Regions from separate parts of the Homo sapiens genome. Here all the other regions are linked to region 1. A link is a contact called in ENCODE Hi-C or POLR2A ChIA-PET data. All regions are on one chromosome and are shown on one strand. Each heading gives the region's core, a stretch centred on a gene start or an enhancer-like site at or near the end of the contact. The rest is flanking DNA. Distances are from core to core; before and after follow the strand shown. Region 1 holds the start of KIAA1217. Region 2 has its middle 19 kb from the start of C10orf67. Region 3 overlaps PRTFDC1 (phosphoribosyl transferase domain containing 1). Region 4 has its middle 100 kb from the start of OTUD1. Region 5 has its middle 98 kb from the start of ARHGAP21.

What was found. Hi-C counts contacts between places; a loop is a spot of excess contacts on that map. ChIA-PET counts read pairs that join two places held with the same protein, here RNA polymerase II (POLR2A). Pooled maps may share reads with other maps.
Region 2: a pooled map shows a loop between it and region 1 (12-fold over the local background). The contact joins the enhancer-like site here to the promoter of KIAA1217 in region 1. A Hi-C loop is called at or near these places in 6 of 37 single-sample maps with no recorded cell type and 7 of 50 pooled maps. POLR2A ChIA-PET finds 5 or more read pairs at or near these places in 2 of 52 experiments (Panc1 and WTC11).
Region 3: a pooled map shows a loop between it and region 1 (20-fold over the local background). The contact joins the enhancer-like site here to the promoter of KIAA1217 in region 1. A Hi-C loop is called at or near these places in 1 of 37 single-sample maps with no recorded cell type and 4 of 50 pooled maps. POLR2A ChIA-PET finds 5 or more read pairs at or near these places in 1 of 52 experiments (GM12878).
Region 4: a pooled map shows a loop between it and region 1 (3-fold over the local background). The contact joins the enhancer-like site here to the promoter of KIAA1217 in region 1. A Hi-C loop is called at or near these places in 2 of 168 maps with a recorded cell type or tissue (HCT116 and naive thymus-derived CD4-positive, alpha-beta T cell), 2 of 37 single-sample maps with no recorded cell type and 12 of 50 pooled maps. POLR2A ChIA-PET finds 5 or more read pairs at or near these places in 1 of 52 experiments (A673).
Region 5: a loop to region 1 is called in a pooled map, with 11 times the contacts of the local background. The contact joins the enhancer-like site here to the promoter of KIAA1217 in region 1. A Hi-C loop is called at or near these places in 4 of 50 pooled maps. POLR2A ChIA-PET finds 5 or more read pairs at or near these places in 2 of 52 experiments (activated CD4-positive, alpha-beta T cell and activated naive CD4-positive, alpha-beta T cell).

Annotation. Positions count from the first base shown.
Region 1 is chr10:24,206,108-24,211,756 of GRCh38, reverse strand. KIAA1217 reads right to left here and starts at 2,619. Exons shown (of 21, transcript NM_019590.5): 1 at 2,494-2,619. The coding sequence starts at 2,563. RefSeq lists enhancers at 1,801-1,860, 1,234-2,433 and a silencer at 2,151-2,200.
Region 2 is chr10:23,360,849-23,366,497 of GRCh38, reverse strand. No RefSeq gene overlaps it. Among named protein-coding and RNA genes, the nearest start is that of C10orf67, 19 kb to the right of the region's middle. Within about 2 kb of position 3,462, at least 3 of the 41 ENCODE cell types and tissues checked have a DNase peak (open chromatin) inside an H3K27ac peak, as active enhancers do.
Region 3 is chr10:24,918,354-24,924,002 of GRCh38, reverse strand. The region is part of intron 3 of PRTFDC1 (phosphoribosyl transferase domain containing 1); the gene reads left to right. Among named protein-coding and RNA genes, the nearest start is that of PRTFDC1, 31 kb to the left of the region's middle. RefSeq lists a cis regulatory region at 2,466-2,476 and an enhancer at 2,399-2,543. Within about 2 kb of position 2,487, at least 13 of the 41 ENCODE cell types and tissues checked have a DNase peak (open chromatin) inside an H3K27ac peak, as active enhancers do; they include GM12878, where a contact is called at or near this core.
Region 4 is chr10:23,537,161-23,542,809 of GRCh38, reverse strand. No RefSeq gene overlaps it. Among named protein-coding and RNA genes, the nearest start is that of OTUD1, 100 kb to the right of the region's middle. Within about 2 kb of position 2,234, at least 3 of the 41 ENCODE cell types and tissues checked have a DNase peak (open chromatin) inside an H3K27ac peak, as active enhancers do; they include A673, where a contact is called at or near this core.
Region 5 is chr10:24,818,612-24,824,260 of GRCh38, reverse strand. No RefSeq gene overlaps it. Among named protein-coding and RNA genes, the nearest start is that of ARHGAP21, 98 kb to the right of the region's middle. Within about 2 kb of position 3,565, at least 4 of the 41 ENCODE cell types and tissues checked have a DNase peak (open chromatin) inside an H3K27ac peak, as active enhancers do.

The DNA.
Region 1 (5,649 bases), core at 1,370-3,869:
CCTCCTTGACTGCAGAAGCTTCCTAAAGGCCTCCCTGCCCTTCCCTCAACCCTACTTGGATTGTGCTCAATACAGCACCCAGTATTACCCCATTTAAAAAGACAAATCCCTTTGTAACTCACCTGGGCAACATAGCAAGACCCCTTCTCTAAAATAAAATAAAATACAATACAATACAATACAATACAATACAATACAATACAATACAATACAATACAATACAACCATGCATGGTGGCATGTCCCAGTAGTCCCAGCTATTTGGAAGCTAAGGCCAGAGGATTGCTTGAGCCCAAGAGTTCAAGGCTGCAGTGAGCTATGATCACACCACTGCACTCCAGTCTGGGTGACAAATGAGACCCTCTCTAAAAAAAAAAAAAAAAAAAAAAAAAAAAAGTAGTCCCACCTGCCAGGAGATTCCCACCTCTTTCAAAATAAAAGCTCTAGTCCTTACAATGGTTTCATGGGCCCTAGGTGATCTGGCCTGGGATTACCTCTCAATCTCTTTTCCTCCCATCCTTCTCCCATGTTCTTGCTGTTCTTTGAAAACATTACATCCCTGCTGTTACCTCTCCTGTCTTTGTTCAAATATCACTTCAGCGAAGCTCTTTCTAATAATCCTATTTACAGTTTCACTCCTTATTCCTTTTCCTGCTTTATTTTTCTCTGTAACCTTATTTCCATCAAATAGGGTTGCCAGATAAGATACAGGACTGCTCAGTTAAATGTGCACTTTACATAAATAATGGAGAAGTATTTTTAACATAAGTATATCCCAAATATGGCATGGGATATACTTATACTAAAAAAAAAAAAATTCACCGTTTACCTGAAATTCAAATTTAGCTGGGCCTCCTGTATTTTTATTTGCTAAATCCAGCAGCCGTGCCATCTAACATGCTATATATTTTATTTATTTGTTCATTGTCTGTCTCTACCAGCTCCCCACCCCCTGAAACTTGGTCCTTACACTGGAAGTTAAATGAAGGCAAGTATTTTTAGTCTGCTTTGTTCACCACTGGATGTCTGGCAGCTAAAACAGTGACGTCTACATAACAGATGCTCAATATTCACTGAATGAATGAATTAGTGAGCAAAGGAGCACACTGTCTCAGGCTGACCATCCTAGCCTCTGAAGCCTCTGAATTGCCCTGATTGTTGGAAAGTCATTTCTTAAATGGATCCCTTTCTAATGGCCCCTCTAGAATCTGAGTCATCTCTTTCAGGACAGGCCCAGAGGTTGAATTCCTGAAGTAGGATCCTGTCCTAGAAAATGGGGGTGGGGGGTTGCGGGGGTCAGGGGGACGAGGTAGCCTTATCTTCCACTGGATGCCACTGACCCCGGTAGCCTGAAGGAGAGTGCTGTGCTTTGGCAGCACGAAGGCAGACACTTCGACAGATGACTGTTCAGACTCAGGGATTCTCCAGCCATTACAAAACTTCAAGTTTTCTGCATTTCACTGGGGGATTTCTATCTCTTGTCATTGTAAGTTCTCCTGACTGGCTTAGCTTTGCATTTTCAGCGTGGATGAGTCATGTGTTACTTCCCTTTCACATTTTCATAAAACACACACCTTTTCCCCTGTGCATAATCCCTACTCCCACGCACAGCACTGCACTCCCGCACGTCTTTTTGTTGTGTACTGGCCCCTGCATGAACCTGAGGGAGGGTGGGGCGGGTGGTCCAGGGCTGTGTGGTTTATGAACATGCTGCCTATAGGATCCCACAGAATCAGCTCTTGGCATCACAGGCATCAGATGCCAGAGAGCAGGGACCTCCTCTGGCCACCCAACCCGGTGCGAAATTTCTTTGGAACAACATAAGCTTCTGGAAATTCCCTACGGAAAAGACAAGTCTATTATAAACACAATTAAAGGGAAACTGCCTGGAGAAAATTTACCAAAATTGTCCAACAACTCCCAAGTTTTGAATTAAAACATAAAAGAAGATCCAGAGTTCTATCTATCACCCAGATGCTCAAGCCCTCCCCTGCTGCTCGGATCTGTAAAATAAAACATGCCTGGTTTCTGTGATTTAACTCTAAAATTCTGCACAAACTTTGCAGCCAGCATGCATCTGCCACATGGAATCCCCCAACCAATGAATGGAAGCTGCGGTCCTAGAGACAGTTTCACAAAAACAGCTCCTTTCTCCCGTGGCTGGAGCCCCGGGGGGAAATGATTAAAAGCTGCTTAGTGATTTATTTGTCATTGCTTAGAGATACAGCTCATGCTGATGGCTCACTGCACTACAAATGTGACATCACCCCACCACCTCTTTTGCTGCTTAAGAAAATCGTGCCAGAGATAAAGTCAAGCCTAAGAAATCACAGTTCTCTATGCTCTACTCAGTTTGGAAAATGTACCATCCCAAGAAATTGCCTTTTTTTTTTTTTTCCTTTGCCGGGTCCCAGAGCTGCAGTTTATAAAAAGCAGCAAGCGGCAAGGGGCACGCGTCCCTGTAACTCCATCTTTGAATGGGTCTGTTACTTACCCTGCATCTGTCTTCTGTCTGCTGAGTAAGGAAGGCACGGCTCACATTTCTGGCTTTCATTTTCTTCCATTGTCTCTGCCTGCCGCAAAAGCTCCTCGCTCTCTGGAAACTTCAGAGCGCAGTTCTAAAAGCTCCCAGAAAGCGCCTGGGAGGGGGCCCGGGGCTGGGGAGGAGGGGACGGTGCGAAACCCCACCCCAAACTATTTTCCACTCCGGTGCAAAGTCTCCCTCGCCCGAGAAAACTGCATTCCAGCGCGGGGCCTCTTGGATCTCCCCTGCCCCTGGCCCTCCGTCCCTAGGTCTGTCCGTCCGTCCGTCCGTCCGTCCTCAGGCGCGCTCTCCGGGGACTGGGGGCTGGGCTCTGCCAGGGCAGGGCGATGCGGGGGTGTGGGGGGGAGGCCTCAACAGGTGACGGCCTCTCCTACCCACAACTGGGCCTGCCTGGTTCCACTGCTGCAAACCACCGAGGCTCTGCAGCCGAGGAAGGAAAACATTTCACACATGATTAAGGCCGAGAGCCTTCGCTGGGAGCCAGTGCCCTCATCTCTTTAATCTCAGAGGCAGAGTGAGCCTCCCAAATCGGGTGATCCACATATTAAAAAACAGCAACCTGTTGAACCTCCCAAATTTCAGTGAACTCCCTTAAAAAAAAATCCCAAACAATTTGAAAGAAAGAGTATATGCTGAGTGTTGTAAGTAAGCACTTTCCGGCACTAACTTTTTAGGGCCCGATTAACATCTATGAAGAGGTATAGCGTCATTTGCACACAGTCGATTTCAATCACTTAATCTGGACTTTTTAAAAAAAAGTTTCTACGTACTTGCTCACTTTCTCAGACTCCTCCCTCCCCCAACACACTTACACACACACACACACACACACACACACCCAGCCCTTAATCACAAATCTGAAAGGTAAACTAGTAAAGTCAATCTTCTGAAGCTCTCCCAGTTAACGACTCCAAAAATCTGAAAGACAGTGAAAATGCATTTCTTTGGACAGGCAGAGTTACAACCAACATACTTCTCCTTTTAAACCACCTACAAATATTTATTTTGTTCTTTACCCAGTCCTTGAAAAACTGGCAGAGTTCCCAGAGAGTGAAAATAGGAGGCATGATGTCCGAAAAAAAAAAAAAAAAGAGGATGGGAAAATAATTTAGGCAACATTAGCTCTGCGATGTCAGATATCTCAGAGTAACACAGTAGCTAGGAGGAAGAGCGCGATTTTGTAACCTGTAGTAGCCCCGTCACAGGAGGGGTAAAAAAGGACAATGGTTAGTCTGGTGACCATACTTTGCCCCAGTTTACAGGGCATTCCAGCAAGGTTTGAGATTGATTTAGATCAAGAATGTGTGCTGAACAATGGCCAGCCTATGTTCCAGATTGTGACCTCGAGTGACCTGTGTGTTTTGGCAGTGGGGGTGACGTATTTTGGCCATTTAAGACATAAGGATGTGGAAGCACCTAACAGACAAAGGATGTAGGCCAAAAGGAAAGGAGACATACCAGGAAGTGAGTTACACTCACGTCAGGAGGGGAAGAAGAGAGCCCCTCAATTCTTAACGGGATTTTTCTTGAAATCCAAGAAGACGCGGTGAATCTTTCAAAAAATTAAAGCAGTGCCTCGGCAGCCTGAATAGAGGCAGTGGGATTTGCAGGGCAGATAACTTAAGGTCTCTATGACTTTGCAACAGAATTACCTGGCAATCTTGCTTTAAGGAGGAACTAATCTTACACAGTTTCTGTCCTGGTGGCCCCTGGGCAAAGGCCAGATGAATCTAGTTTTAACCTTATTATTTCCTTAGGTGCAAAATGTTCATGAAGGAGGGCCCTGCTGTGTTCAGCCTTTCAGGTCCAGATCATCCTGATTCTTGTATACTGTTGTGTATTTGTCTTTAAAGTATTAATGCTAGGAAGAGTGGGGAGGAGGGTGGGAGAAAAGTATGTGTGTGTGTGTGTGTGTGTGTGTGTGTGTGTGAGAGAGAGAGAGAGAAACACTGTAGCAGGAGATGCAGCAGCCCAAATCAGATGTCCCGCAGCCTTTGGTTGTGACCCCAATCCCCTTGCTCTGGTGTCCAGAGAGCCCGTGCTTAACAGCTCCTACCTGTCATTTGGTGTAGCACAAAGGCAAAAACCCCAGGATGAAGGAGGCAGCAGAGGGCTGCCACAGCCGTTGGCAGCCACAAACAGCACCCTGCCCCAGGGCCCTCCTGGCTAGCTCAACCCAGGCAGAAAAGATCCATTGGCAGATGCTGATTAAGATTTCCTGGGGGCTGTTTGGAAGGTGTCAGAGCAGTCTTTCAGGCCTCTGTTGACCCCTAGATGGACAAAAATAGGGAAATGTCTCCCACCAGGTCTGAACTACCATTTTCCAGGCAGCCCAAGGAACCCCCTTGGTCAGCCGACCTTGCTTTCCAGCTGCTAGGACCCTCCCCTCCCCCATACGGGCCAAGCCCACTGCCCTCTCTGCTGATATTCCAGGAAACAAAACTCTGTGATATGCACAACAGAAAAAGGCATTGGGGGAAGAGAATTAACATGAATCATTAAGGATCATGAAACCTAGACATGTATTTATGGTAAAATAATGTTCTTTTGAATGATCAAACTTTCTGACCATTCTATAGGGAAAAGCTTCTATTGGATTACTTACTGGCCTTTTGTTCCTCCTTAAGAAGAGGAACTGAAAACAATTTGAGAAGGCACTCTATTTGCCCTTGCACCGACTATTCCATATCTTTCTCCAAAGCACAGAGACCTTCCTAACAATTTAGCACTGATTGTCAGTGTCTCTGGAAAACAGTAGCTGTATTCTGCAATCTATATAAACCTGGTAACTCCGATCTTCATGAAAATACTCTTATTGTCACTGCTGTTACTGTGGAGATGTTCTTCTTTCTGGAAGAAACACTATTTGAACTAGAAGTAGGTGTATTTCTTTCTGGTTTAATTTAATTTCTGGGCTTAAAAATTGCTATTACATTGCAATCTGCCTACTGCTATACTTTGAAATTTGCTGTGAAAGGCATAAGGAAAGCGGGAAGAACTTGAAATCTGATTTTCCTCCAGTCATATAAAGAACTAGAATAATAATAATACCAGGAGGCTAAGTTTTCAACTCCGTTTCTGTTAACAGGGAAAGGTGCAAGACTA
Region 2 (5,649 bases), core at 2,213-4,712, 850 kb after region 1:
TACTTCTCTCTCTCTCTCCATCATTCTCTCTCTCTCTCTGTCTCCTTCTCTCTCTCTCTCTCTCTCTCTCCTTCTATCTCCCTCCACCTGTACACAGAGGAAAGGCCATGTAAGGACAGAGCAAACAGGCCACTGTCTGCGAACCAGGAAGAGAGGCCTCACCAGATATCAACCTTCATGGCACCTTGATCTTGATCTTTCCAGAACTGTGAGAAAATTAACTTCTGTTGTTGTTTAAGCTGCCCTCCAACCCCGTCTGTAGTATTTTGTTACGGCAGCCCAAACAGACTAATACATCAAGTAACCACACAAATGCATGTAGAATTAAAACTGACCTAACTGTTAAGAAGAGGAGATAGGGCAAGAGTATATTTATCGAGGGTATTCTATCTGGTCAGAGATGAGAGAGCAAGATTTTTCTGGGTAAAGTTAACAAGGTATATGGGGTGGGGTGAATATGGAGTGGGGAATGGTCCCAGATAGGGCCAATTGCTTGTGCAAAGGCCCTGGGGTGAGAGAGAGCACAGTTTATTAGAGAAACAAAATGGCAGCTGTGTGATTGGGGTGCTAAGAGTGAAGAGGAAGGTGATACAGGTGAGGGTGGAGAAGAGGGTGAGGCCTAACTTCCCAGGACCATGCAGGATTTTCACTGCTAACTTGGGCCACTTGCACACCAGATTGGAGCTGGAAATGGTGGGTATGGGAGACAGAGATCAAAATAACCTCTAGATGTCCACTTGCATAGCTGGTAAGTCACGGGACCATTCATGATAGGGAAGCCCAGGAGAGAACCAGATTTCAAAGAGAAAGTCATGAATTTGCACGTGTCAAGCTTGTTGTGCTTTTGAGTCACTTAGAAAGAGACATTTGTAGGCGGATCTATCTACAAGTCTAGACTCAGACAGAGGCCTGAGTCATGTCATTACACTGACAAGGTGGGAGAGGTGATTCAGGACAGTCGTTCTCAGACTTTGAGTTTCAAGACCCCTTTACACTCTTAAAAACCATCAAGGACCTCAAAGAGCTTCTGTTTATGTGGGTTATATCTATCCATATTTAGTATATTAGAAATTTAAACTGAAAAAATTAATATTAATTTATAATAAACCTGTTTTACCTTAGCATAACATAATGATTTTAACGGAAAATCATTGTAATTTTTCAAACCAAAAAACAAAATATTTGTGGCTGGGCATGGCAGCTCATGCCTGTAATCCCAGCATAATTGCAACACTTTGGGAGGCCGAGGCAGGAGGATCACTTGAGGCCAGGAGTTTGAGACCAACCTGAACAACATAGGGAGACCTTATCTGTACAAAAAAAAAAAAATTAGCCGGGCATGGTGGCACACGCCTGTGGTCCCAGCTACTTGGGAGGCTGAAGTGGGAGGATTGCTTGGGCCTGGGAGGTTGAGGCTGCAGTGAGCCACAATCATTCCACTGCACTCCAGCCTGGCCAACAGAGTGAGACCTTGTCTGAAAAAAGAAAAAAAAATTATGAGAAGAATAGCATTGTTTTACATTTTTGCAAATCAATTTCATAACTGGCTTAATGGAAGAGAGCTGGATTCCTATAGCTACTTCTGCATTGAATCTGTTGTGATACATTGTCCTGATTGAAGCACATGAAGAAAATTTGACCTCAAGGAGGACTTTATGGTCCTCTGGATAGGGCCTTGGGGACCCCCCAGAGTACTTAGACTGCAATTTGAGAACTGCTAATCTAGAGAGATGCTACAGTGTATGAAGAGACGAGAGCTGGGCTCAAGCCTCAAGGAGCACCCACGTTTAATAGTCAGGAAGGAGAGGATAAACAAACAGGTCAGAGAGGAAGCACTCAAAAAGGTAGGAGGGGACCCAGGAGCAGCACCCGTGGCGTCAGGAAGCTAAGGCAGTGCCAGGTATTCAAAGGAAGAGTGGTCGAAGTGCTTCTGAAAAAGTCAAGTCAGAAGAGAAGTGAAAAATATCTTTTGACTCAAAATGTGTTTGTCTGACCAGTTCCATGATCTGAACATACTTACAGGGAAGGGCAGACTGAGAGGGGAATACTGGGGTAAGGATAAAGGTGAGTGTGTCAAAGAGTGATAGTTGCCTCCTCCTCCCATTCATTCTCCTTTTCTATGGTATTAGGATCCTGATTATTTTTTGTTGTTGTTGTTGTTGTTTTATGTTGTTTTATGAAAGAGGATCTTGCTCTGTTGTCCAGGCTGGAGTGCAGTGGTGCACAGCTCAGTGCAGCCTCAAACTCCTGGGCTCAAGCAATCCCCCCGCCTCAGGCTCCCGAGTAGCTAGGACCACCATGGGCTAGGATCTTGATTTTTAACTTATCACATGGCCAACCAGAATAAACAACGACATTTACCCCCTTGCAGGTAGGGGTAGCCAGGAGACTAAGTTCTACAAATGAAGTAGAAGTGGTTTGTAGCTACTTCTGGGAGCCCCCTGAAAGACGGCTGTTCTCTTGGCTACTTTTCATCTCTTCCGCCCTCCCTTTGGCTGTAACACAGACATGATGGCTGGAACTGGAGCAATCATTTAGGCAATGAGGTGACCACAAAACACAGAGGACTGGCAAGACGCAAGGAACCTGGGTCTTGAGGTCTTGGTAGAGCACAGCCACCTCACCAGCCTTGGATTGCCAATTGCTGCCTAAAAAAGAAATGAACTTCCATCCTGTTTAGACCGTGATTATTTGAGCGTCTATTATTCACAGCCAAACTTAATTCTAACTCTTACAGTGAATGAGTGGTTTTATGGATATGAAGTTGAAGGGGTTTTTCTCTAATGGTTTCATTTTCTTTGTGAGGTAGGATGTGAGATCATAGGACGACAGCGAAAGGTTGCAGAGTGAGATCAAAGAGGCAAGTATAAGAGAGTCTGAAATTGCTGTGGCTGGGCGTGGTGGCTCACACCTATAATCCTAGCACTTTGGGAGGTCAAGACAGGAGGATTGCTTAAGCCCAGGAGTTTGAGACAAGCCTGGGTAACATAGTGAGATCCCATCTGTACTACCAAAAAAAAAAAATTAACCAGGTGTGATAGTGGGCTATAGTCCTAGCTACTCAGGAAGCTGAGGCAGGAGGATCGATTGTTTGAGCCCAGGATGTCAAGGCTACAGTAAGCCGAGATCACGACATTGTACTCTAGCCTAAGCGACAGAGCAAGAGCCTGTCTAAAAATAAAAAAAATATTAAAAAAGTAGAATTCTAAGAGTGAGCTAGGGAATAAATCAGGCTAGTCTTGAGTGCCTGTGCTGGATATTCTCTGGTCTCCAACCCAAGTTTTCATTCTTCTCCATCCTGCTGTGGTTCAAGAGCTGATTTTTTTATGCACTTCTTCATTCAAGCTCCCTCCCAGCTCTGTTGGGTTCTTGAGTTTGGTCATCCGGAGGTGCCTGCAGAATAGTTGGGCTGAGCAGAGAGACAGGTTGGGGTAATAGTTTCCTGTTTGTCAGTTGCTGCATTCCTTTACTGAACTGAAGACCGTAGCCCCAGCTACCTGCTAGGCTGCTAAGTTCTGGTAATGTCCCCCCTTCCCCCTGCAGGATGAAAGGTGGAAGCTTGCTGGGTCTCCTTATCCCCACCCACACCTTTGTAAATCTTCCTTTTCTTCTTTCTTTTTTCTTTTTTTTTTTTAATAGAGACTGGGTCTCACTATGTTGCCCAGGCTGTTCTCAAACTCCTGGCCTCAAATGATCCTTCCCACTTCAGCCTCTCAAAGTCCTGGGATTACAGGCATGAGTCACAATGCCCAGCCTTCCCTTTCTTAAGCCTTCCTCAGTTACCCTTTCTAAGTGTGTCATCTGTTTCCTGATGGGACCTTGCCTGGTACTAGGGCCATCTGAGGTTGGAGATCACAATTTATGGTAAAATCAATAGGTCTTGTGGTTTGACTTCCCTTGCTGTACCAAGATGCCCAGGTGTAAACAGAGAAAGCAAGTTATAGTTTAGCCAGCTGCATACACCATGAGGAGAGTCAAGTGAGCTACCAAATTGGCAGCTAATATTGAAATGATGTAAGCTGATGATGGAGGAAGTGAAGAAAGGATATGGTAGAGGGCCTGGGAGGGAGCAGAGGAGTTATCCTGCTCCTTACTGGAGGATCTGGCGGATCAAAAGGCAGGGACCCTGGAGTGGGCAGGAGAAGATGAACCACAAACTAGAGGTTGAGAAAGCATGGTCAGAGAGTGAGATACTTGAATTAGTGAAAACAGAACTGGTCAGACAGAGCTGAAACCCATTTAGGGCCTTTATATGTCCCCAGGGCAATTACTATGAACAGGGGACACTACACAGGGAAATTAAAGAAGAAAAATATTGTTCTCCTCTCTGGAGGACTTAACAGTTGAACTAGGAAGGCAGATGAACAGTGCACATAAAATGCCAACTGAATGGAACAGAGTATAAAAAGATGTTCAGAGGAGGAAGCCTCCCCCAAGGCTGGCCCATTCTGAAAGATGTGGATGTCTTAGTCCCTTGTCTGTTGCTTATAACGGAATACTTGAAACTGGGTAATTTATAAAGAAAAGGAATTTATTAATTTATTTCTTACAGTTGTGAAGACTGGGAAGTTCAAGGTTGAGGGACTGCATCTGGTGAGGACCTTCATGCTTGTGGCAGGGGGACTTCCTGCAGAGCCCCAGGGAGATGCAGGACATCAAATGATGAGGAGGCTGAGCGTGCTTGCTCAATTCCCCCTTCTTCTTCTTATAAAGCCACTAGTGCCTCTCCTCTGATAACCTATTAATTCATGAACCCTCTAATCTATTAATCCATTTTTATGACCAGAGCCTTTATGACCCAATCATCTCTAAAAGGCCCCACCTCTCAATAATGGGATTTACGTTTTAACATGACTTTTGGAGGGGACAAACTTTCAAACCATAGCAGTGGAGGAGGTAGGACTCGATAAAAGCTTTGAAAGAAGGGAGCCTTTGGGTCTGAGAGAGCTGGGTCACTTTAGGCAGGGAGGTTGTGTGAGCTACAGGGCCAGGCATGCGCAAGGAGTTTTGGAATGAACCAGATTAGTAGGAGGGCAGAGTCTGTGGAGAGGAACACAAAAAGAAAAAACCAAGAGATGTGTCAGGGGCCCCCAAGACCATCTCTAGAATTGATGACTTTCTAGAAGGATTCACAAGACTCAGAAAACAGTCATACTCACAGCTGTGATCCATTCCAGCAAAAGCATGCAAAACAAAATCAGCAAAATGCATGGGGCAAAGTCAGGAGGAAACCAGACACAAGCTTCCAAGAGTCCTCTTGGAAGTTACCAGGATGTAGTTAATTCCTACAGCAGCAAATTATGACAACACCTATGAAGTGTTGTCTACCAGTACCAGTCTCATTAGTGACTCAATGTTCAAGATTTTTATTGAGAGCTTGTCACCTAGGGACCCACTTTCTAGCAGTACAGAAATTCCAGACTCCAGGAGGGAAAGCAGGTGTTCAGCAGGAACCACACTGATTGCACAGTTTAAGCATATTGAGCACCACTTCTCAGATAGGGAACGGCAGGAGCCCTTCCCAAATCCAGGTTTCCTGGTGCCAGCCAAGGGCCAACCTTGCAAGCAAGCCTTTCTAAGGGTAGCAGTCTCAGAACTGGTGCATTAAACTCTTCTCCACAAGGAGTTAGTAAGGGATTGTCCTAGGAG
Region 3 (5,649 bases), core at 1,238-3,737, 710 kb before region 1:
CGTCACGAAGTTCTCGTACTGTGGTTTTCAGCTCCATCAGGTCATTTAAGTTCTTCTCTACACTGTTTATTCTAGTTAGCCATTTATCTAACCTTTTTTCAAGGTTTTTAGCTTCCTTGCGATGAGTTAGAACATGTTCCTTTAGCTCAGAGAAGTTTGTTATTACCGACCTTCTGAAACCTACTTCTGTCAACTCCTCAAACTCATTCTCTGTCCAGTTTTGTTCCATTGCTGGTGAGGAGCTGCGATCCTTTGGAGGAGAAGAAGAACTCTGGTTTTTGGAATTTTCAGCTTTTCTGCTCTGGTTTCTCCCCGTCTTTGTGGTTTTATCTACCTTTGGTCTTTGATGTTGGTGACCTACAGATGGGGTTTTGGTGTGGATGTCCTTTTTGTTGATGTTGTTGCTATTCCTTTCTGTTTGCTAGTTTTCCTTCTAACAGGCCCCTCAGCTGCGGGTCTGTTTAGTTTGCTGGAGGTCCACTCCAGACCCCGTTTACCTGGGTATCACCAGCGGAGGCTGCAGAACAGCAAATATTGCTGCCTGATCCTTCCTCTGGAAGCTTCATTCCAGAAGGGCACCCACCTGTATGAGGTGTCTGTCGGCCCCTTTTGGGAGTGTCTCCCAGTCAGGCTAAATGGGGGTCAGGGACCCAATTGAGGAGGCAGTCTGTCCGTTCTCAGAGCTCGAATGCTGTGCTGGGAGAACCACTGCTCTCTTCAGAGCTATCAGACGGGGATGTTTAAGTCTGCAGAAGTTGACTGCTGCCTTTTGTTCAGCTATACCCTGCCCACAGAGGTGGAGTCTAGAGAGGCGGTAGGCCTTGCTGAGCTGTGGTGGGCTCTGCCCAGTTTGAGCTTCCCAGCCACTTTGTTTACATACTGAAGCCTCAGCAATGGTGGACGACCCTCCCACTGCCCAGCTACAGCATCACAGGTTGATTTCCGACTGCTGTGCTAGCAGTGAGCAAGGCTCCATGGGCATGGGACTGCTGAGCCAGGCACAGACAGGATGGAATCTCTTTGTCTGCCAGTTGCTAAGACTGTGGGAAAAGTGCAGTATTTGGACAGAAGTGTACGGTTCCTCCAGGTACAGTCTGTCACAGCTTCCCTTGGCTAGGAAAGGGAAATCACCCAACTCCTTGTGCTTCCAGGTGAGGCAATGCCCCACCCCACTTCGGCTTGCCCCCTATGGGCCGCACCCACTGTCCAACCCGTCCCAATAAGATGAACCAGCTACCTCAGTTGGAAATGCAGAAATCACCCATCTTCTGCATCAATCATGCTGGGAGCTGCAGACTGGAGCTGTTCCTATTCAGCCATCTTGGAAGCGACCCAGGAAAGAGGTTTAATGGACTCACAGTTCCATATGGCTGGGGAGGCCTCACAATCATGGCAGAAGGCAAATTAGGGGCAAAATCATATCTTACATGGTGGCAGGCAAGAGGGCATATGCAGGGGAACTCTCCTTTATAAAACCATCAGATCTCATGAGACTTATTCACTATCATGAGAACAGCATGGGAAAACCCCACCCCTGTGATTCAATTACTTCCCACAGGGTCCCTCCCATGACACATGGAGATTATTACAATTCAAGGTGAGACTTGTGTAAGCGCACAGAGCCAAACCATATCAATGCGGTAATCAGTTTAACTGATATATACCTGATCTTTTCCAAAAAGGATCTAATGATGTATTTTATTAATTATGCCCAGATAATTTCTCATTTTCTGCAGGAAAATAATTGCAGGCAGCAAAATATTAACAATTATCCTTATTTTATGTTAGGTTATTTTTATCAACATTTTGTAACTGATATAGAATGTAAAATTTAGCATCAAGACCAGGAAAATCTTTTTGAGATTACATATTCCATTTGTATTTTATAAAACACATGAACTTTAAAGTCTAGGAAAGTTACCAGGAAATAATTTGGATTTGGTGGGAAAAAGCAACACAGTTGGATATATAATAAAATGGTTTGGGGAAAATATTTATGGAAAAATAATGCCTTTGACAATTGTTTATGATGCTCATTGTACTATAATAAAGTTTGAGTTTAATGGTTTTATTGTCGTTTTAACCCATAGTGTATATTCCTTTCTTGCATGAGTTTGCCATTATTAAACACAGCATTATTGTTAATCACTCAGGTAATTCAACATGCTTACAATCTGTAGCTTTCAAGGACAAGAATTATTTAATTTTCTACTTATTAATTTGGGATTCATTTGGAGGAGGACAGTTTTGACATTTTTTTGTTTGCCTAGCTTTTTTTTTTTTTTTTTCCTAGAGAACAGAAATGAACTCAAACAGACATTGACAAATAGGAGAATAATGTCATTAAAAACAGGATGACTCTTGGTGAGGAAAAGGGCACAACAGTACGTCAAGGGCCCCCACAGCCCACGCCACAGAGAGGAATGACTAGGCAGGAGTGGAAAGGAAAAGGCCAGCAGTTGGTGATGAGTCAGCAGTACTTTTGCTAAAAATGCTAATCTAATACAGCAGTGGGAAGTGTTGGTTAGCATGTGATCATCGAGGCCTGGAATGACTCCTTCCTCTCTGCAGCTCTCAGGAGTCCCTGTTGAAGGACCGGGATGGGGGCTTTGGTGCCCTATAGACCTCTGTGTGTTGTTTTGGGGTGTGGATCCTCCTCTAATTAGGAAAGATAGCTAGAAGGCAGGCTCAGAAGTCTGCCCCAACTCACACTTCCAAAATTCACATTGGCGTGTGTAAGAGATCTGAGAAATGAAAATGTGTGATATTCTCCCTCATCTTCATATTAAGATAATTTCTTAGGACAAAAATGATTTTTAAACATACCCCTTACTCCAGCGATATCTGAGCCCTGATCACTCAGGAAGTGATAATGACACCTTTGTTTTTTGTTTTTTTGTTTTTTTTTTAATCACTTGTAACCGCTGTGTTGTAGGCAGGGAAATACTTAACCATGAAAGTGACATATTCTTGTTTTATTCCTATACTTAAAGCAAAAGCTACTTACTTTCAGTGTAGGTCAATTTAGATCTGCAAAACAGAATACCATTTTAGATGCTTTGAGGCAGTGTTCCTGTAACAGAATTGTTAGTAATTTTAGAAGATTAGTGAAATATTTTATTTTGAAAACCATTATGGAATTCCATGTTTGTTTCTTTTAATGGATAAATTTAAATATATATCAAATGGATAGATTATTGTAGACTTTTTCAGGGATAGTTATTTTTCCATCAGCAGTACTGTTAGACTACTCTATGCAGAATACATCTACTAGAATGACTTATTTCCTTTTTTGAAAAAAAAATTGAATTTTATTTTAAGTTCCAGGATACATGTGCAGGACGTGCAGGTTTGTTACATAGGTAAATGTGTGCCATGGTGATTTGCTGCATCTATCAACCCATCACCTAGGTATTAAGCCCCACATGTGTTAGCTATTTATCCTGATGCTGTCGCCGCATCTTCCATCCCCAACAGGACCTAGTGTGTGTTGTTCCCCTCCTTGTGTCCATGTGTTCTCATTGTTCAGCTCCCACTTGTAAATGAGAACATGTGGTGCTTGGTTTTCTGTTCCTGCATTAGTTTGCTGACTATAATGGCTTCAAGCTCCACCTATGTTCCTGCAAAGGACATGATCTCCTTCCTTTTGATGGCTGCATAGTATTCCATGGTATATATATATATACACACACATATATATATACACACACACTCATATATATATACACATATATATATAACATTTTATTTATCCAGTCTATCATTGATGGGCATTTGGGTTGATTCCATGTCTTTGCTATTGTGAATAGTGCTTCAGTGAACATAAGTGTGCATGTATCTTTATAATAGAATGATTTATTATATTCCTTTGAGTATATACCCAGCCATGGGATTACTGGGTCAAATGGTATTTCTGATTCTAAGTCTCTGAGGGATTGCCGCACTGTCTTCCATAATGGTTGAACTAATTTACATTCCCACCAACAGGGTAAAAGCTTTCCTATTTCTCCATAGCCTCACCAGCATCTATCGTTTCTTGACTTTTTGATAATCACCATTCTGACTGGCATGAGATGGTATCTCATTGTGGTCTTGATTTGCATTTCTCTAATGATTTGTGATGTTGAGTTTTTTTTCATGTTTGTTGGCCACTTAAATGTCTTCTTTTGAGAAGTGTCTGTTCATGTCCTTTGCCCATTTTTAATGGTTTTTTTTTAATGTAAATTTGTTTAAGTCCCTTGTAGATTCTGGATATTAGCCCTTTGTCAGATGCATAGATTGCAAAAATTTTCTCCCATCTATAAGTTGTCTGTTCACTCTGACAATAGTTTCTTTTGCTGTGTGGAAGCTCTTCAGTTTAATTAGATCCCATTTGTCAATTTGTGCTTTTGTTGCAATTGCTTTTGATGTTTTTGTCATGAAATCTTGGCCCATGCCTATGTCCTGACTGGTATTGCCTAGATTTTCTCCTAGAGTTTTTATAGTTTTGGGTTTTCCATTTAAGTCTTTAATCCATCTGGAGTTAATTTTTGTATAAGATATAAGGAAGGGGTGCAGTTTCAATTTTCTGCACATGGCTAACCAGTTCTCCCAGCACCATTTATTAAACAGGGAGTCCTTTCCCTATTGCTTGTTTTTGTCTGGTTTGTCAAAGATCAGATGGTTGTAGATGTGTGGTCTTATTTCTGAAATCTCTATTCTGTTCCATTGGTCTATGTGTCTGTTTTTGTACTTGTACCATGCTGTTTTGGTTACTATAGCCTTATAGTATATTTTTAAGAGAAAGACTTATTTCTAATATATCCTAAGATATCTTTCTAGTTTATTAGTACCAGGTATAGGATTTTAAAAGTTGAATTTGATTTACTTAAACTAATAATAATATATTGATTGATTACTATTGAAAGTACTATTTTAAGTGCCTTATAAATATTATTTCATTAGTGCCCACCACAACCTGATAAGTAAAGTAATTTATTATCCCCATTTTACATGTAAGGAAAGTGATCCACAGACAGTTTAAGATAGAGCTGGCCGAGAATGGGGCTAAGATGTAAAACTACACAGGCTGATTCAAGAGCATGGAGGCCACAGTCTTTCCACACTGCTTCCCAGAAGGAGGGCCCCATTACCACCGTTCACTTTGGCAAGGAACTCATTTTTATGGGTTTTCCTTTGTTCATTTGTAAAATGATGAGGTTGGATTTCAAGATCTGTAAGGTCCCTGACAGATTTGAAGTTATATTATCTTTAATGTCTTGGAACGTCTATTGAAAAAGGACAGATTGGACCAGGCATAGTGGCTCACACCTGTAACCCTAGAGCTTTGGGAGGCTGAGTGGGGAGGATTGCTTGAGCCCAGGAATTCAAGACCAGCCTGGGCAACATAGTGAGACCTAGTCTCTACAAAAATCTAAAAATTAGCCAGGCATGGTGGTATGCATCTGTAGTCACAGCCCTTGGGAGGCTGAGGCAGGAGGATCCCATGAGCCCAGGAATTCAAGACTGCGGTGAGCTATAATCCTTACTGTACTGTAGCCTGAGCAACAATGTGAAACCCCATTTCTTAAAATAAAAATAAAATAAAATAAAAAAGATATTAACCACACATATTTGATTTGCATTCTCCACTAAAATGACATGGATATA
Region 4 (5,649 bases), core at 985-3,484, 670 kb after region 1:
CCAGGCATGGTGGTGCATGCCTGTAGTCCCAACAACTTGGGAGGCTGGGGTGAGAGGATCACCTGAGCCCAGGGATCACAACACTGCAGCCCAGCCTGGGTGACAGAGTAAAACCCTGTTTCAAATAGTAATAATAATAAGCTGTACCTACAATATATACCTCCAATATAAACAGGTAGGCTCTTGGGTGATTAACTTGAATATTAAAAAGAGACCTGGTATTATCTGAACCCCTGGCAGGGGATTCAGGCTACAGGATACAGATTACACTGGAATAGCCCAGTGTCTTCACCTTAATGTTTTCTCTTTAATTTCTGTAATGCTTCCATCCTTTTAAATTGTATGAATAGTCAGTGATCTAATCTTCTGCAAGTTCCAGACTTTCATCTACAGATATAACAAGATCTGTTACTTGCTCACATTATTTCTCTGAATCACAATGGTAAGGTGATAATTACCCTCTCCCTGGGAATAAGAAGCTACTATTTATTATGTACGTACCCTTCACTGCCTTGAATAATCAAAGGATCTCGCAATTGTGTAGTACTTTACAGTTTTCATTGTGCATTTTCATTGTGCTTTTTCATGATTTTATGAAACCAAAGGCCAGGCGGAAGCTCAGAGAGTTGAAGTGACTTCCTTAAGGTCACTCAGCTGGTAACAGCAAGCCACAAGTAGAGGCATCACTGCTGACTCTCTCTCCACCTACCATACTGTGCAGCAGTCTGGTTTTCAAATTTCCTAAAGTCCCCATTTGTTTAATAGCTCCAGTTGCTGGCAGCTGAACAACCAGATGGTGGGAAAAAAGAAAAAGGGTGTGTGTAAATTTACTTTTCGAAACTCCGGCCATTGTGCCCAGAGCCAGCCTTAGAACAAGTTGCCCTCTACCCAGATCAACCCCAGAACCTGTCGTGCAAACATCCCAAATTGGGGGTCTTAGGACTTTTCCACATTCACGAGTCTCTTTTAAAATTGGAAATACCCCTGAGAAATGGAGTACCTTAATACTTATCAATTAATGCCTTAGGTAGTTTTGGTTGACAGCCAGCTAAAAATAAGACTGAGGTATTGGAAGACAATCAAGGGAGAAAGAAACAGACACAGATTTATCCTAATTCAAAATTGTTCCCAGGGTTAACCCTGGCCATCCTTCCCAGGATTCTTTTAAAAAGTTCCTTTGGCAAGAATGCCATAAGATACCAACTCTCATTTTGTCTACCTGTTGGTATCTAGTGATGGGAAAAGTGACAACCACCAGAACGCTACAAATCCCCCTCTAAGTCCAGGTCACTAGGAAATATTTTAGATAGACTAGCATTATAATCTCAACAGTTATTTATGCATCCATTTAAAAACAGTTGGACATTTCATCTTGCTCATCAGGAACAAGATTTTCCCCCTATTTTTAGCAAAAATTGTAAGCCGGGCACATGCAGCCTTTGCCAAGCAGAATATGATTCCTCAAGGCTCTTCAATGTGTGGGAGCCTGACATAAGGCTCAGAGAAGGGCAGAGCCACAAACAAGCTGTGATGATCACTTTGAGATAACCAACCAATGTGTCCAACTCAACTATGGCTTCCCAGACCATTATTAGTACTCTACTTTTGTTTATTTTTAATGACTAGTGCACATAAATTTAAATTCATGGCCTGTTAGGATCCATTCGTGCTAGCTCTATGTATAATGAGTAGCAAAGTCTATGCAGCTTTAAATATAGAGGAAAGAATAATTGTAAGATATCTCAATCAAGGTTTCTGCTCTCCTTCACATATTTTAAAGACATAACACACAGAGGTTACATAACAGTCTTTACAGAAAACCTTGCATTCAGAGCTGTTGTGGAAGCCTGTTTGCAGCTGAGTGTTTACTAAATCAAGCACTAAAAACTAGATTTACACTGGTTGTTTGAAGCTGAAAGCCAGCTGCAGCTGCCATTAGAGCAATTCAATTTCTTTTTTATAAAGCACAAGTAAGGCTCAATTTACTAAAGTTTTATTTCCTTTTTATGCATCCCATATGCTAGGGGAAAAAATTAAGTTTATGAGATTAAAAATGAGTTTTATGCTAACTGTTTACAAAGTTTCAGCTGCCTGCATTTGCAAGCCCTCAAACCCACCAACTTCAGCTTCTGGCTTGTTTTTTTTCTTTTCCTTCCAACGAAGGAAGGTCTTTGTGTTTGCAAAAGGAAATCACCCAGCCCCCTTCTCTGCTTCCCTCTAGCTCTGGCTTCCTGTTTCACAACGTGCAATTTTATGACAGTTGAGGCAGACAGATAAGTTCCTTCATGATGCCAAAATCTTCAGAGAAGAAGGTTCTTGTATGGATAATAGCTTTTTTAAAGGATTCTTTTTTACCTCCATTCCCTGTGTCTGGATTTAACTAGTCTGGTGATGTTTTTCACTTCTGTGATCAACTCTTAAAAGGCAATATAGCTTTCACTTGATAGGAAGAAACATCTAGACAGTGAGCAAACTGCTGCTGAATTTGGAGAACAGTGCATTTTGTTACCTAATTACAAACCATAGTAGATTTTTTAAAGATGAAAGTTGAATTTGTTTGCTCCAAAATTAATGAGCACAATTATTTTTCAAGTGTATATATGTAATTCAGGAGACCTCAAGATATCCATTATTAATTGAGTCCACCATGCAAATTCTTCCTCTATCTGGAATACTTTGGCCTTTCTTAGGATTAAAATTCCTCCAGTTCAGACTAAGCTGTTGGAGAACGTGTCATTTTTTGTTATTTTAAGGTGCATTCTGTAAAAAAGACAGGGTAGAAAAATACAAGAAGATGAGAAAAGCTTCTAGATATCAGGCCAGAGAAATCATCTAAAAGAGTAATGTAATGCATACACTTATTTCCTCTAACTCCTCCTGCCTCTACCTAACTACTAAAAGGTTGAGTTTTAAACCTTCCCAGTAGAAGTAAAGGACATTCTAGAACCTTAAAGTATGTGATTGGGAAAAGGACAGAGAGAAAAAAAAATCAACATGTAAACAATGCAGCAGATGATAGCTGGCAAGGGCCTTGTGAGAACACATTGTTTTGCCAGTTAGAGGAAATAAGTATGTCCAAGCATGTCACAGAGAGTTTCTCAGAGGTTTCCCAGTTGAACAGAGCTCACAGTCAACTCCAGCACTGAAATTCTTGAGCAAAGAAGAGAAATGAAGACCATGTCCCCAGCATTGCCCTAGAGTGGGGAAGAGTTGACATGGACCAACTTCAGCCACAGATACTAAGTAAGCGTCAGCAGGCTAGAATTCTCTGGAGGTATGAAGCTTTGTTATACTTCAAATAATCTCATCCCAACAGGCAATTCTTGGCAAACAGGATGGTTTGCACCATGAACATTGAAAAGCATGCAGAGCCCATGGAAATGAACAATTCCCAGAAAGAAAGTTGAAAGGTGTTTACTGAGCACTGATCAACGTCAAAGACCTATTGCAGTAAGGCCTACAACCTACAGCAGCAAAGACCAAGCACTGCAGAGATGATCTTGGGGCACTGATCTGACATGCTTCTAGCAGCAAAGGGGAACACCTGGGACCCTGCGACGAGAGAGAGGTACCTGAGGCTGGGATTCCCCTGGTTTTATAGTAAGAAGCTTAGAGCATAGATCACTCTTTGCTGAGACACATGAACTATGCCCCTTCAAACTGTTTGTTACAGCTTAAAAAATGAGTCACACCAATGAACCATGGACCATACCACTGATTTAGAATCCTCACCCTTCAGCTAGAGGAGACAAGATGCACAATCATGAAACAAACACAAACATAATTAAGACAGGATTGGTAAGATGCTACCCGCAATTCAACAAAAATCAAAGAAAACAGAGGAACCCATGTATGTAGGAGCAGTCAGAGAAGGTCTGCAGAGGAGATGGGCCTTGAAGGATATATAATATGTAGATGGAAGACAAAAATTGTTCCACGTGTACAGAGGGCTATGTAATGGCATTTGAAGCAGGCAGGAAAATGAGCTGTGTGTAGAGAGGGGAATGGTGAGGAGGCCAATTAGAGCAAGGGGCTAGGAGACCTGCAGAAGATAACACTGGAATGAGAGATTGGACTCAGGATTTGGGGATCACCAACAACAAACTGAGGAGTAGTTCCCAGCCATTCAAGGTTGTGAGAAGAAAAATGGCATAAGGAACGCAGCATCTCAGAGACTGATCTGGCAATGTGTGGTGGGATAGAGCAGAAGGGAATGAAGTAAGGTTATTGAAGAGGTAGTAAGGATCCAGGCATGAGGTTACAAAGCACAAGCAAGAAATTGGAAGGCTCTTGGAGAGAAGGGGTGGGCATTTGCTTTCCACACTCACCTCCTCACCCTATGCCATGCCTCTGCAGTGTTCAATAGCGGCTGTGTTCCTCTGGGAACTGGTGGGTAGACCCAGCTCCATCGATCAGCTTTCTCTGAACTGGCAACCCAGAGCATTGCCCATCCCTTTTGTCCTTTCAATACTAGGAGTGGTAACAGCATCCCAATAGTTTAATACCTGGGAGCCTCCTCATCTCTTCCTGGTTTTCTGAACCATCCCTCTGTGTCTTTTTGGAATGGACCATCTGTGCCTTTGCAGACCCTGACTGATAGACACAACAAAAACATTTTGAAAGAGAAGTAGAGAAGTTATGGATTGGACTGGAAAAAAAAAAGAATGTTAATGAGTATAGTTTTGAGCATGGGAAATTAGAAAACAGGGCATGGAAATATAATGTATTGGTTAGGAGTAGACTCCATTAATTCAACGACATTGCCTGAGATGAATTTGTATCCTCCACTTAACAGCCATGTGATGTCATTTGTTGGGGGGCTGTTGCTTTAGCATTTCTAGGCTGAATTCCTTCAACTGTAAAATAAGAATAATAACTGTTTTAAGGTTTAAATAAGTTAATCCATATAAGGTACTTAAAATGGTGCCAGGTTTAATGCACATGCTTTGTGTTTTTCTATTATTATTGTTATTAAAATAATAATTAGATATTTTACTAATTGCAATTTTCTCAACTTTAAGTGAGTTCTTTCCCAATAGACCCCTCATCTTTCTTCAAAAATTTATTTCCATGTGGAAAACACTGATTATAAGCTCAGGCTTGTGCACTTTGAGTTTAATGGTGACCGTAAAATATTTAAATGGAAATTTCCAGGAAGAATTTGGAAATAAATACTGGCATTCATGTAAGAGGAAATGACAAAGGTATAGATAGATCTAAAAGAGCTTGTATGAAAGGGAGAGATGAAACTTTGAAAACAGATGACCTTTGCAAAGGGGAAAATGTATCAAAAGAACAGCAGAGTTCTAAGAAATAAGCATTGGAGAAACCCACAGTGAGAGGGTGGGAGGAAGACGAGAGGTGAAAAGGAAAAAAGAAGCAAAGGTGCTGGACTTTCCAGTATTACAGGAAATAAAGGAGCAAGAAATAGTAGAAATGACAAATGTCTTTGAACTTCACAGAGAGGTTACTTGGACCTTCAAGAGAAGAAGCTTGAAGAAATGGAGGGAGTGGAAGGGAGAAACAGGTATTTTTAAAAAACTAGAGAAAGCAGGTACAGTCAAGACTAGGTCACTCATGGTTTTTCCCAAGATGGAGTAGACATGGGCAAGAGAAAGGAATCAAAAGAGAAAAACTGAAGATTCTAGA
Region 5 (5,649 bases), core at 2,316-4,815, 610 kb before region 1:
CAAGCTTGTCCAACCTGTGGCCTTATGAGCCACATGCAGTCCAACACAAATTTGCAAACCTTCTTAAAACATTATGAGATTTTTGGTATGTAATTTTTTTTTTTTAGCTCATCAGCTATAGTTTGTGTTAGTGTATTTTATGTGTGGCCCAAGATAATTTTTCTTCTTCCAATGTAGCCCAGGGAAGCCCAAAGATTGGATACCCGTGGTAGGGAGTTTCAGTTTTGCAAGATGAAAAAGTTCTAGAGATCTGTTGCACTCAGTGTGAAATACTTAACACCACTGAATGGTACACTTAAAGATGGTTAAGATGATACACTTTGTGTTCTGTGTTTTTAACCACAATTGTAAGTATATAAATATATAAGAAATTACTATTTGCTCAGAGAGGATTTTCATTCCCAAAGTGTATTTGACTTAAACATTTCCCATTGTGGTGAGAAAGGAATGGAAACCTGTTGTCTCATAGTATCTTAAAAATAGCACATGCACCCATTTTTTCTTTACTAAGCTTCATAGGTGTTAAATAATTGATCCTGTCAAACTTGATTGGTTTTTTTTGTTTTGTTTTGAGACAGAGTCTGGGTCTGTTGCCGAGGCTGGAGTGCAGGGTCGTGATCTTGGCTCACTGCAGCCTCTGCCTCCTGGGTTCAAGCAATTCTCCCATGTCAGCCTCCCAAGTAGCTGGGATTACAGGCATCCACCACCACACCCAGCTAATTGTTGTTTTTTTAGTAGAGACAGGGTTTCACCATGTTGGCCAGGCTAGTCTTGAACTCCTGGCCTCAAGTGATCTACCTGCCTCAGCCTCCCAAAGTGCTGGGATTACAGGCGTGAACCACTGTGCCCAGCCATTGATTGGGTTTTAGAAGCTCCCAGTTTTCAGGCAGGAGAATTTTAAAATTGAAATTCGAAAGGAATTAAGCACTATATTTCTTAAAAGAGTATTGAAAATTGCAATTAACTCATACCCATGCTCACCCGGGGAAATATTAATTCTCATCAAATGAGGTGGAAGATTCGTTTTGGATAAAGAGTAAAGCACTTGGAAAGAAGGGGATACATATGTGGTACAGGCTGAATATTTATGTGAAATGCTTGGGACCAGAAGTATTTGCGATTTCATGTGCATAATGAGATTTGCATATACACAATGAGATGGGACCCAAGGCAAAACACAAAATCCATTTATATTTTATATACACCTTATACACATAATCTGAAGGTAATTTTATCCAATATTTTACATACTTTTGTGCATGAAACAAAGTTTGTATTAAGTATTTATGTGTGGAATTTTCCACTTGTGCAGTCATGTCAGAGCTCAAATAGTTCTGAATTTTGGAGCATTTCAGACTTTCAGATCAGGAAGGCACGACCTGTATAAAAAACAGAGTAACTTCTAGTATTCTTGCTTCTCTGCTCTTCTCTCTTGCTCAGCCAATGCCGTGATCCATTTCTGTTGTGTGGGTGTTTAAGGCAGAGGCAAAGTGACTGAAGTCTCTGTTTCAGATCCTCCCACATGCAACATTTAAGAATCTGGCATTTAACTCATTTCCTAACCTGTTAGTGGTACACACAGACTTTAGGAAGCTGAATACATCCTCTTCTGCACTGGAGTCTGTGAGAAGGTTGGAGGCAGGAAGGCTGAAACTGACCTTCATCAGTTATTTTCTACCCTCATTCCACTGCTACCCTCCCTGGGGTCTCTTTCTTAAGTGTCATTTTGGTGGAGAAGGGGATGGTTTCTCCACCTCCCAAATAGAAGAAGTATTTCATGATGTATTAGTTCGTAGTTTCTTCGGTTTATGTTGGTCTCCTAACAGAGTTCCAAAAAGCAGCATTGTCCCCTCTGATCCGCGGTTTTGCTTTCTGCAGCTTTCATTACCCACAGTCAACTGTGATCCAAAAATATTAATTAGAAAATTTTAGAAATCAACAATTGATAAGTTTTTAATTGCATGCTGTTCTGAGTAGTGTCGTGAGATCTTTCACTACCCTGCTCCATCCCTCCTGGGACATGAATCACCACTTTGTCTAGTGTATCCTGAGTTACAGATGTCACCTGCCCCTGAGTCACTCAGTAGCCATGCCATCTCAGTTATCAGATCAACTATGAAGAAATCACAGTGCTTGTGTTCAAGTCACCCTCATTGTACTTAATAATTGCCTCAAAGTGCAAAAGTTGTGATGCTGGCATAGTGTTATAATTGCCCTACGTTTAGTTATTATCGTTCATCTCATATGTGCCTAATTTATAAACTTTATCATAATTATCTATGTATAGGGAAAAACATAATATATACAGGATTCGTTACTATCAGAGGTTTCAGGCCTCCACTGAGGTAGTCTTGAAATGCATCCTTTACAGCTAAGGTGGACTGCTGGATAGACCCTTTTTTCTTTTTGTTAATGGATGGGGTCTTGCTCCAACCTAGCAGGTTGGAATGCAGTGGCGCAATCATGGCTCACTGTAGCCTCGAACTCATGGGCTCAAGCCATCTTCCCACTTCAGCCTCTCGAGTAGCTGGGCCCAAGCCACCACACTGGCTAATTTTTTAATTTTTTGTAGAGACAGGGTCTCACTATGTTGCCCAGGCTAGTCTCAAACTCCTGGCCGCAAGTGATCCTCCCACCTCGGCCTCCCAAAGTGCTAGGATTATAATCATGAGGCATCTCACCCGGCCTAGACTTTCTGTTTGTGTCAATTCAGTTTCATTCATTCATTTGACAAATATTTATTATTTAAGATATACTAGGCAGTGGCCCTTTACAGTACAGTGCATGTCTATTTAGTATGACCCTTTAGTATCCTAGATATTAGCCCTTTAAAAATCAAGAAGTATCTCAAACATGACTCCAGACTTAAATTGAATGATGATTTTTTTAAGAGATGGGTCTTGTTATGTTGCCCAGGCTTGAGTGTAGTAGCTATTCACAAGCACAATCACAGTCTCGAACTCCCTGGTCTCAAGCAATCCTCCCGCCTCAGCCTCTTGAGTAGCTGGGACTATAAGCACCCAGCTAAAATGATGATCCTGATCACCAACTAGATACTAGATATATAATGAGGCATGTTTTTAAAAATTACACAGATTCTTGCATCATTTATGGCAATAAACAAACCAGCCATCTTTCAAGTGTGATATTTCCCAAAGTACCCATGGAGGTGCTGGCACGAGCTTGCTCACAAGCAATCTACCCTGACCTTGAACACTCACCCCTGTTACCCAGCTCTTGTCTAGGGCTCCCCTATACAGACCCCAGGACAGGCTACTGTTGGAGCAGCCGAAATATACAAGGCCTCCAGCCTGGGCCTGCTGGGAGCAGGGGCTGGTGCCTCAGGGCATCCTGACTGGCTGGCTGGTTTCCATCCATTTTGCCTTGGCCCATGGACACTCCTGCCTGCTCACTTGACTTCGGGACCTGAGCTGACACCACAGCCATAGGCCCTTGGCATTTCCAGTCTGCTTCTGGCTTTGTGCCCTGTCTCCATGATCCACTGCTGCTCAAGCCCAAGCTTGACAGTCGTGACTAATTGGGGCAGGTCACCCTTTCAGCTCCAAGGTGATATCCCATCTACCTCCCTCTAGCTTGTCTGTCTCAAACAAAGGCATTTTCTTCTAACCCCCAGCAACCTCAGAATGACTCCTACTGTATGTACATTTACTTCCTAAACTATAAAAGCTAACAGAGAAAGAAATTTCCTTTATGTTCCTTAGAAACAAATGGGAGCAAATTTACTAGAAATCACCTTGCAGTTTCATCCAACCTCTTACTGTCTATGTTATCAACACATCATTTTACCTCTCTGGAACTCAAACTTAAAATGCAAGCACTAAGCTAACCCACTGCTGCTAGCTCTCCTGGTATAATACTGGAAGGAGGAGGTTAAGAGCATAGGCTTTGCAGATAGTCAGGTCTGTGTTTGAGATTTCCAATTTTCTTTCTCTTTTTCTCTCTTTCTTTTCCTTCCTTCGTTCCTTCCCTCCCTCTCTCTCTCCCTTTCATCTTTCTTTATTTCTTTCTTCTTTCTTTTCCTTCTTTCTTTCTTTCCTTCTTTCTTTCTTTCTTTCTTCTTTCTTTCTTTCTTTCTTTCTTTCTTTCTTTCTTTCTTTCTTTCTTTCTTTCTTAATGGGGGAGTGCAGCAACATGATCAGACTGGAGTGTAGTGGTGTGATCTCGACTCACTGCAAACTCAGCCTCCAGGGTTCCAGTAATCCACCCACCTCAGCCTCCAGGGCTCCAGCAATCCACCCATCTCAGCCTCTGAGTAGCTTGGGACACAGGCACATGCCACTTATGCCCAGCTAATTTTTTTTATTTTTGGTAGAGACGGGGTCTCATCATGTTGCCCAGCCTGGAAATTGACTAACTTTCAACCATGGACAAGTGGTTTAACCTCTCTGAACTTCCATTAAACAGAGATAATACCTACCTCATAGTGTTGTTTTGAGAATTAAATGAGACACTATATGTGCAGTTCTTACCAAATAGTATTAATCAACACACAGATAAAATATATAAATACATAGTTACATGTAAATATTTAGTGCTTACTTTTTTTAATCATTCATCTCTGGATACCTTCTCTTTCATCTCAGTCCTTGCTACTTCACAGCATACTTTAAGAAATAGTTACATGTTTCTATGGCCAGGTAATATTTGTCAGAACCTTGTTTTTTTTTTTTAATCAGGGTACAAAATTTTAGTTTTTAAAGTTACCTTTATCAAATCTATGGTTAAAATAGTTGTGGAGCTGCTCTAATTTGAACAGAACTTATTTTTTTTAAGTACAGATTATTTTGGCAACCATTTTCTGATCTGATTACAATAAAAATTTTTAAAAGAAGTTCCAGTTTTATTGCCAGCCACGGTGGCTCACACCTGTAATCCCCACACTTTGGGATGCCAAGGTAGGAGGATTGCCTGAGCAGGAGTTGGAGACCAGCTGGGGCAAAAATCCCATCTCTACTTTAAAGAAAAGAAAAGAAAAAAAAAGTTTCAGTTTTTGCTTTTGGGTTTTTGTTTTTTGTTTTTGGGGATTTTTTTTCTGAGACAGGGTCTCACTCTGTCACTGGAATGCAGTGGCATAATCATGACTTACTGCAATCTCCACCTCCAGGGTTCAAGCAATTCTCCCACTTCAGCCTCTCCAGTAGCTGGGACAACAGGCATGTGCCACAATCCCCAGCTAATTTTTTTTTAGTAGAGACAAGGTCTCACTGTGTTGCCCAGGCTGGTCTCAACCTCCTGAGCTCAAGCGATCCTCCTACCTTGGCCTCCCAAAGAGGACAAGATTATGGGTGCAAGCTACAACACCCAGCCAGAAGTTCCAGTTTTTAATCTGGAAGCCAGAATAACTTGGTAAATCATTTCCACACTGAGGGAAGAAACCATCAAAGACGTATTCATTTAGTGTCCCAAGTTCATGAACGCTTTATACAGTATCTTTCAAGTCAGGCACCAATAAAGAAAGTGTGCCCACAGACAGGGGAACAGAGAGAGTTTTAATCTCATCAAAACTCTACTCGGTGATGTCAACAATTAAGACCTACTATGTTCCACCCTTCTTTTCCAATTAGAGGCAAAGAAGTAAAATATTGAAGCCAATACTCAGAACTCAAGTAATTCTGATAGCTACAACAT